Linked DNA regions of Homo sapiens: regions 2 and 3 are each linked to region 1. Evidence: chromatin loops called from intact Hi-C (ENCODE). Cell type or tissue: gastrocnemius medialis. All regions are shown on one strand.

Evidence for each region. Hi-C counts contacts between places; a loop is a spot of excess contacts. Peaks named below come from ENCODE experiments on the same cell type or tissue, not always from the same donor. Only the 100,000 strongest peaks of a DNase experiment are listed, where the experiment ranks them.
Region 2: it touches region 1 in a loop (8-fold over the local background); 4 of 110 quality-filtered maps call a loop at or near these places.
Region 3: a loop joins it to region 1, with 10 times the contacts of the local background. A loop is called at or near these places in 3 of 110 quality-filtered maps.

The regions. Positions count from the first base shown.
Region 1 is chr5:37,722,391-37,724,890 of GRCh38, reverse strand. WDR70 (WD repeat domain 70) reads right to left here. Exons shown (of 18, transcript NM_018034.4): 15 at 1,957-2,036. Among named protein-coding and RNA genes, the nearest start is that of GDNF-AS1, 120 kb to the left of the region's middle. RefSeq lists an enhancer at 1-859. In gastrocnemius medialis, a CTCF peak has its summit at 1,264; DNase peaks (open chromatin) are centred at 990 and 1,250; H3K27ac peaks cover 1,865 bases.
Region 2 is chr5:37,811,006-37,813,505 of GRCh38, reverse strand. GDNF (glial cell derived neurotrophic factor) reads left to right here. Exons shown (of 3, transcript NM_000514.4): 3 at 1-829. Among named protein-coding and RNA genes, the nearest start is that of GDNF-AS1, 28 kb to the left of the region's middle. In gastrocnemius medialis, no CTCF peak of the experiment used is centred here; DNase peaks (open chromatin) are centred at 981 and 1,415; H3K27ac peaks cover 1,168 bases.
Region 3 is chr5:38,165,835-38,168,334 of GRCh38, reverse strand. All of the region lies in intron 2 of LINC02107 (long intergenic non-protein coding RNA 2107), which reads right to left. Among named protein-coding and RNA genes, the nearest start is that of LINC02119, 19 kb to the right of the region's middle. In gastrocnemius medialis, a CTCF peak has its summit at 1,314; DNase peaks (open chromatin) are centred at 684 and 1,294; H3K4me3 peaks cover 667 bases; H3K27ac peaks cover 2,500 bases.

The DNA of each region.
Region 1 (2,500 bases):
TTCCCATCCAAAAACATAGTTAAAGCATGACTAACTGAAAGATGAAATGGAAGTCATAATGACAGTCTTGATCTGATAATAAAAGACAGTCTTACTGTAACCAATTAGCCAATTTTGCTTGAGACCAGACTCACTGGTCACCTCTCCTGGCAGCTAACAGCACTCAGGAAATACTGTCAAATATTGTCATGGAAACATCGGTGAGGCTCCCCATCTCCCAAACCATGGGTAGCAGTTAAAACTTAATTACCGTGGTTTTGAAAAGAAACACATATTGGGACTGCCTCTTATTTTTTCTTACAGGACCCAAATGTGAATAATGCCAACAGCTTGCTGTCAGCCCTGAAGTTTCCTCAGATGTCTCATAAACACTGGAATCACTTCACACGTTTCTGAAATGTGACCACCTCTCAGGAGGAGTTGACAACACTGAGTAACCGGAAGGGAGGAACACTTATCCCACTGAAACTGGGATAAAGGTTGCCATGAATGCAAGAGGTGCCTAAATCTCTTGGCATGGGGACTTAATGGGGCCTTATCCCTCCTGCTATATGGTAGCAAAATAAGAAAATAAAAACCAAAGTAATATGCGTTCAATTGCTGTTACTGTTTACTCAATGTCAAAATTAAATTTCAGAATATAAAAGATTATAAGAATTTAAAAAGGAAAACAGTATAATATTCTAGGGGAAAAGGAAAGAGTTATTAGGGGAAGTATTAAATAACTCCCTTTTTTTGCCCCAGAAAAGTACTAGCAGTTTCTTTTGACTCTTACGTGCAGATTAAACCCCCTTTAAAAGAAACTTTTCCCGGGGGACCAGGGGAAGGAAGGGAAAGGTTAAAGGGAATTTATAATATCAATAAAATGTCTATAACACCTCAAAACCTCTTCCAGTATCCCCTCCTACCTTCTACCTATACTGCCAACTGAGGCCAGACCATATCACTCACCAGTAAAACATGCCTGCCTTGAGTCAGGGGAGCTGAGAAACATAGCCACCCGTCACTCAGTTGGGCAACACAACACAACAGTATTTTTAGGAGGGGGAAAATAGCTTTTCACTTCAAACGACTGGAGGAATTTAAGTAGGCCGCATGTAATTACATGAGCTAGACTAGTTATGACACTGACTTTAACACTTCTACTCTTGCAAAAAGTGTCATGGGATCTCTTTACTGGTCATAAGCTCCAAGGGACTTGGTCTCATATGAGACCCACCACCAGTGAGAAAACCCAGCAGTACAGCGCCCCCTGGGCTCCAGACTGAGTCACTGATAAAGTCCACAGGGCCATCCACTAATGATAATCGCTGTAGCATCCATTATTTCTTTCCTAGCTGTCACCTGTTGCAGGTTTGAGATTGTGGCTCTGGGAACACACATCTGCCAGATTAATGAGGTTGTGTGACATACGTGAGAGAAACCACTCTGCCCTAGTAAGCTTTCTACTCATACCCCAGGTAGTTAATTTTATATACAAATTCCTGTGGATCAGTCTAGCACATGGTCATAGAATTTCAGAGAAAGCTGGAAGAGACCCTTCCTCTGGTCGCCACACTTCCCTGATTAAAAGTTAAGTTGTTCAACATCACATTGCCACTCAGTGGTGGAACTGGACAAACCCAGGCCTCCTGATTCCAAGACCAGCACTCTTTCTTGTTCACACTTGGAATAGACTGTTACTCTTGAAAAAACTGCTATAAAGTAATGTATTGGACTCGAACAGGCTTTTCCCTTTTGGGTTGAAAGCTGCATGAAATAACCCTGTCCCTGTGATGAGTCACAGAAGCCACAGAGGTTAGCTGTTACATGACTCGTAGTCCTATCCACATGAATGGGCAATTTTGTAATATATGCCTGAATTCTGAGGGCTTTCTCTGTCTCTAAAGCTATGCAATCAAAACCACATGAGAGTAGAAGAGAGATGCATGATTGAGAGGCATGTTAACGACTTACGGGTGATGATGTAGTCCTGAGTTAGAGTCTCAGCTTGTTTTGCCTTCCGCTGGGTTTTAACCACACATAATTTTGCTCCCCTAACGGGTGTAAAAGCAAATTATTTTCTTTACTTGGTCTTAGAAACAGAAAATTTCATGTTGAAAACATGAGATACTTTCAGGAACATACTCTGTGCATGCACTCCATCTACACAAGTACTTGACTTTCTGAGGGATGGCAACAGATGGGCTCTCAGTGATAAAAGCTTAAACTTATGGAAAAGCAAGTCTGTCAGTCAGTGGTTATTAACAAGCAAGAGGGTTGGAGAGGTAACAGGGCAACAGGACACAAGTTTACAAAACCTATAGGAATAATGTGAAATTTTAAGATCTTAAATAATAAAATTACCCAACCTTTTCACTCTAAAGGTCACAGGGTTAAAATTTTAGTTTATGTCTCAGACTAAAGCAACCTGGGTGGTCTACACCCCAAATGGCATATGTCCACTTTTCAAATACAAGAGTACAAGTGTCTGGAACTGAGTTGGCTTGGCAGTGTTGCC
Region 2 (2,500 bases), 89 kb before region 1:
AGATTGTGAATTTATCGGGCAGCCAACACATGTATGACACACTAGGCCCTGTATTACAGCTTGTTACGCATTTCATAAAAGGGATTTTCATTAAGGAGATAATCTATTACTACCTACCTTAGTGGCTACTAGTATAAAACTATGACAGATTTAGCAATTAAATGAAATACTGGCCTCCATCAAATAATCATAGTAACAAGAAGCAGCAGTTACCAGACATCTGATCCCCTTCCCCCAAAATACCCAAATTCTTCATGGTTCTGCCCTTCTCTGTCCTTTCTGCTCCCCTTGCTCGCCTGGGAAATGGAGGAAAGGCCTTCCCTCTCACACTGTCTTGGGATCTTGCTGAGAATTCAGACTGCTCGAAACAGTGACAAACCCCAGCCATCCAGTCATTCGTGGAGCACAATTTGGATGTGGCCCCAGGGGCATCTGTCCCATTCAGAGAACCTTGGCAGTGCGATGGCCACTGTTCCCAGGCTTCAACCTCAGTGACCCCCCCCAACAACTCCCCATGGAGAGTCCCTGCCCAAAAAAGCTGTAGGATCCAAGGGGTGTCAATAGCTCGTTCCCGGCATCACCTACACACCACAAGCAGGTTTTAATGGAAGCAAGTTGCTCCACCAAATCCACAAAAGGGTAAAGTTTGTGATTTTTCTTTATCATTGCGATCACCATCTGATACCGTAAGGAGTGCACTTGTTTGGAAGTTCTGACTTCTCTGATCTGTCTTGGTCGTTTGTGTTATAAAACCAAAGTTCTCTACAGACTTTATTTTTGTACAATATCATTTTGTAACTTTTTACAAATAAAAACTCATTTCTATTGCTCTCTGTACTTCTGTACTTCCTTGCATGCACTGGGCCAGGCAGCCATCCACAAGTATTTCTTAGGAATCACCCCCTTCTTACCACACAGCCCACTGGATGGTCAGTGGCCTTGCCTATCAACTCCCAGCAACCAATCACCCACTCAGGAGGGACAAAACTTGCAAAATTGTTCTTATTCATTCAACAAACCCTTATGGTGTGCCTACACTGTGCCAGGCACTGTTCCTGGCACCAGGGCTCTAATGGTGACCAAAGCAAAAACCGCTGTCCTCCTGGAGTTATTTTATTTGCGGGGAGACAGACAACATTCAAAAAAGTAAAATATGTAGTGATCCCTGTGTTGAGAAACGCTAAAAGAATACAAACAGGATCCTATAATATAGACACTAACAGGGGAGCTTGCTTTAATTAGAAATGACTTTAAGACCGAAGTTAAGAAACAGTGCCAACAGATCAGGAGCGTCCCAGGCAGAAGAAGCAGCTTGTATGAAACTGAGTCACGTCACAGACTGCCTTGTGACTATCAAAAGGCGGCCTTGCATGGTGCTCTATGGCTCTTCTGCATGGCCCCAGCCTAGGCTGCCCCATGGATGGCATTTGTGCTGCACTAGCCTTTGCCTGAAATGCCCCCTCTTCCCGATGCACGCCGTCCCTGCGTGGAGACTTGGTGGAGTCACGGGTACCAACCTGTGGGTTCAGGCATTCAGAGTCCTTCTGCCAGGACTGGCTGGAAGAGGCTCCAGGGTGGTGCTGAGGCCAGCTGCGTTTTCTCCAAGCCAAAATTCCAGTCCAAAGTCAGTGACTTGGAGCGGGAACATAAGATGGTAAAACTCCTGCTTACCTCCTCTCCCTTTTTAGAGCTATTTTCCCAAAGTGTGTCCAGGATTACTTACCCAGTGAGATGCTCCTCAAATTTAAAAAAAAAAAAAGGGAGGAGGACAGGATGGTTCTCTGATCAAATAACTTTGGAAAATACTGAGTTAAATAGCATCAACCCATGCTTTAAGGTTTAAAATATAACTGTAGAGCTTATCAGAGCCTTTATTGGGCCAATGATTGTTTCACAGTCCAGGGGAGGGTGTCGTGTGCAGAATTCCCCATGTAGACGTGACCATGGATCCATGGGTTCATTGTTTTGTCTTCTTTCTCATCACACCTGGTGACCACCCTGGAAACTATTTTGGGCCATCTTGCGTGTTCCTGTGAGTTTCATGGTGAGTCACGAGCTGTACTAGAGATTAATAAGAGGCAGAAACTACTGGGCAGCTCCCTACTGGGAGGGCACCCCTCCCCAAACACACAACACACACACACACACACACACACACACACACACACACACACACACACGGTATTTGGACCCTGGTTTCTTGCTCAGCATGAATAACAAAACGATTAACCAGTGGTCAACTTTAGAAACTTCCTTAACCAAGAAAAGGAGAATGTGCTGAGAGCTGGGAAGTCCCCAGCAGCCTGGGGGCGCCTGCACCTTGCTCCCCCGTCCTTCTTGGGCTGGTGCTTTGCTGGTCTGCAGCCCTGAGTGCGCGCCACCCCTCACTGCGATCCCCAGAGGGAAGGCCATGCTGTTGGCCTCCAGCTCTGAAATCCGCGCTGCAGAGAAGGGTGGAAGAGCACTGGGTGAGGAGCTTGGATACTGGTCCCGACCGCCT
Region 3 (2,500 bases), 440 kb before region 1:
CCTTCAAAGGCAGGTGAGAGTTCTTGCCCCAGGGGGGAAGGGGAAAAGAAGGGCATATCCCACCCTGGGCCAGCAGAACTGGTGCTGCAGAGGCAGGGACCTGTGCTGCAGGCACAAAGCTCTGCACTAGCAAATCTAAAAATACCCACCCTGTCTAGTTTTTTCTTTCCCTCTTGGTCTCTTACTTTTCTTCTCACCCGCCTTCCTATTTTCTTCCTTCTCTGATGATCCTTTCTGCCAACCCTGGGACTCACTTTCTCATCTCTCCAGGGAATCTCTGACCAGCTGGAGGGGCCAAAACCTTGCAGGACTCCCCGCGGTTCAGGTACAGGTTGGCAGCAGCTCCGGAGTCCCCCACCCGCCTCGACTCAGTTCTTTCAAATGCCAATTAACAGGTGTCAGAAATGCTGGTCTGGGTAAGAGATCCATGTCTGCATAACAACCCAACTGTTTTGGCTCCCCACCCGTGAGCATAAATATCGTGGTGTTTGAGCCCTTGGGGCCTGTGGAGTTTACAAGTATGCTGTCAAGATCTCTTCATTGGGCTAGTGCTTGAAGTGCTGCCAAAAAGCGAGGGGACTCCTGTGCTTTTATGTGTTCCCAAGCACAGGCCGCCCTGGCTCCAGGAGGAGCCCTCTGGGGACCGAGTGTCAGTGTGAATCTCAAACAGCAAGCTGACATTCCGGTTGGGAGTGTGACAGTGCATGCCTGGGTGATGATGCCAGGGCGGCAGGTGACACGGGTCCACCACAGAGGGGGAGCGTAATTGGAGTGGCTTCTAGTTACATGTCCTCAGAGCTCTGAAGGATGGAATCAGGGTCGGAGGAACAGTTAGAAAATGATGTTACAAAATCCGGATATCCTGATCAAATTGAGACCACTGAGATGGAGCATTCAGAGCACAGATGATACCAGTGTTCCCAGAAAAGGCATCCAACATGGGCTCATCTAGGACTAATGACATTGCAAGCCAGAGATACAGACCACGGTCAACCAGTGAAATACACCCGCACACATGTGCACACGCACACACACACACACGTGGGCATCCATGTGATGGGCCCTAGAAGCCCAGAGGAACCCCGCTTTTAGGGCACTCCCCTCCCCCAGGCCTCACCACAGCCACTGAGGACCTGACTCTGGATAAACATCTGAAAACAGAGTGGCTGCCAGGGAGGAGAAAAAAGAGGAGAGGGTGGAATGGGATGGGCGGGGCATGGCGACAGGAAGAGCTCAAAAGATTCGCAAGTTGGGTGACTACCAAGGTCGGCTTGTCTCAGAGGGCAGCAGGGCCATGGCCTGGCGGGTGGTGGGGCAGCAGGCGTTGGCTGGCTTCTGCCGTGTGGGGCAGCATTTCTCCGCCTTCACCACCCCACCTCGGGCTCTGTTCAGAGGTCACATCTAGGAGAGATTCTTGGACCATTTGTCGACTTGGTTCCACCCCAACGAGAACCATATCAAAAGGCTGAGCACACTTGACCTCATCAGCTTTGGGCTCTGCACAGCAGGTTGGAAAAATCCCCAGTAAGAGGCCTCATGGGAGGACTACATCACTGTCCCCCTCGGGCCCAGACTGGTTATGCTTTGTAATAATTGTTCTAGAAACCTTGGTGGAAACGAGGAAAGCTTCCCGAATCTCCCCTAACTCTTTTGCCATTTGTCATAGAAGTCCAGAATATTCTAGATTTTATATTTGTGGGGACCAGCACCAGAAAGAGGCAGAGAAGTATACGGGATCACATACTTCTTTGGTGGTAAACCCCTGCCTCTTTGTCTCTATTACTCTTTCCATTAAATTCCTCCTTGTTCTCTTGGTCTTCTTTGTATCCATTAACTTATGGAGAAGATAACTTTCGATAATTAAATGTGTCCTTAGGAATATTTACTCGCCCCTGAGTTACATTAGAAACTCTGAGAACAGAGGAAGATGGCCTTTATTTCTTTGCTCCCTGGTCTGATTTAACTTTATGAGTCTCCATGCAGTGCCTACTCCATGAGCTGCTTTCCTGATTTGAGGGGAAAATACAGTCCACACAGACACTATCCTGAGAATCGCCCCGTGAGCCTTTCCAGAATCCCAAAGATGACGTACAGTCCTGCCCCTCAAATGTCAGGATTTGGAAGAAGTCGCCTGCCTCCAAGCGAAAGCCAGATGCCTGGAGAGGTGAAATAGGAAGCTCTCACAAGGATGAGATCAGATCTCTCTAAAAGAAATCTCGTTGGATGAAGACAGAAAACAAATAATTTCCCCCAACAGAGGAAAGCTATTTGTTTATCTGTTCCATGGGGGCCAGAGGACCTGGAGCTGTAAAATCTGAAGGCAGTGTATGTTTTAGAAAGTTGTCGATGGGATCATTTTTATTGTACAGTGCATGGCCCTAAGATGGCCAAAGGGGAGTGTCAGAGCCTCGAATCTTTCCCTTTTTTTGGGAGGCCACTCTGGGCAGACATTTCGCTGATCATAATCACTTTTATATGTAACTGGACCTTAATTCATTTG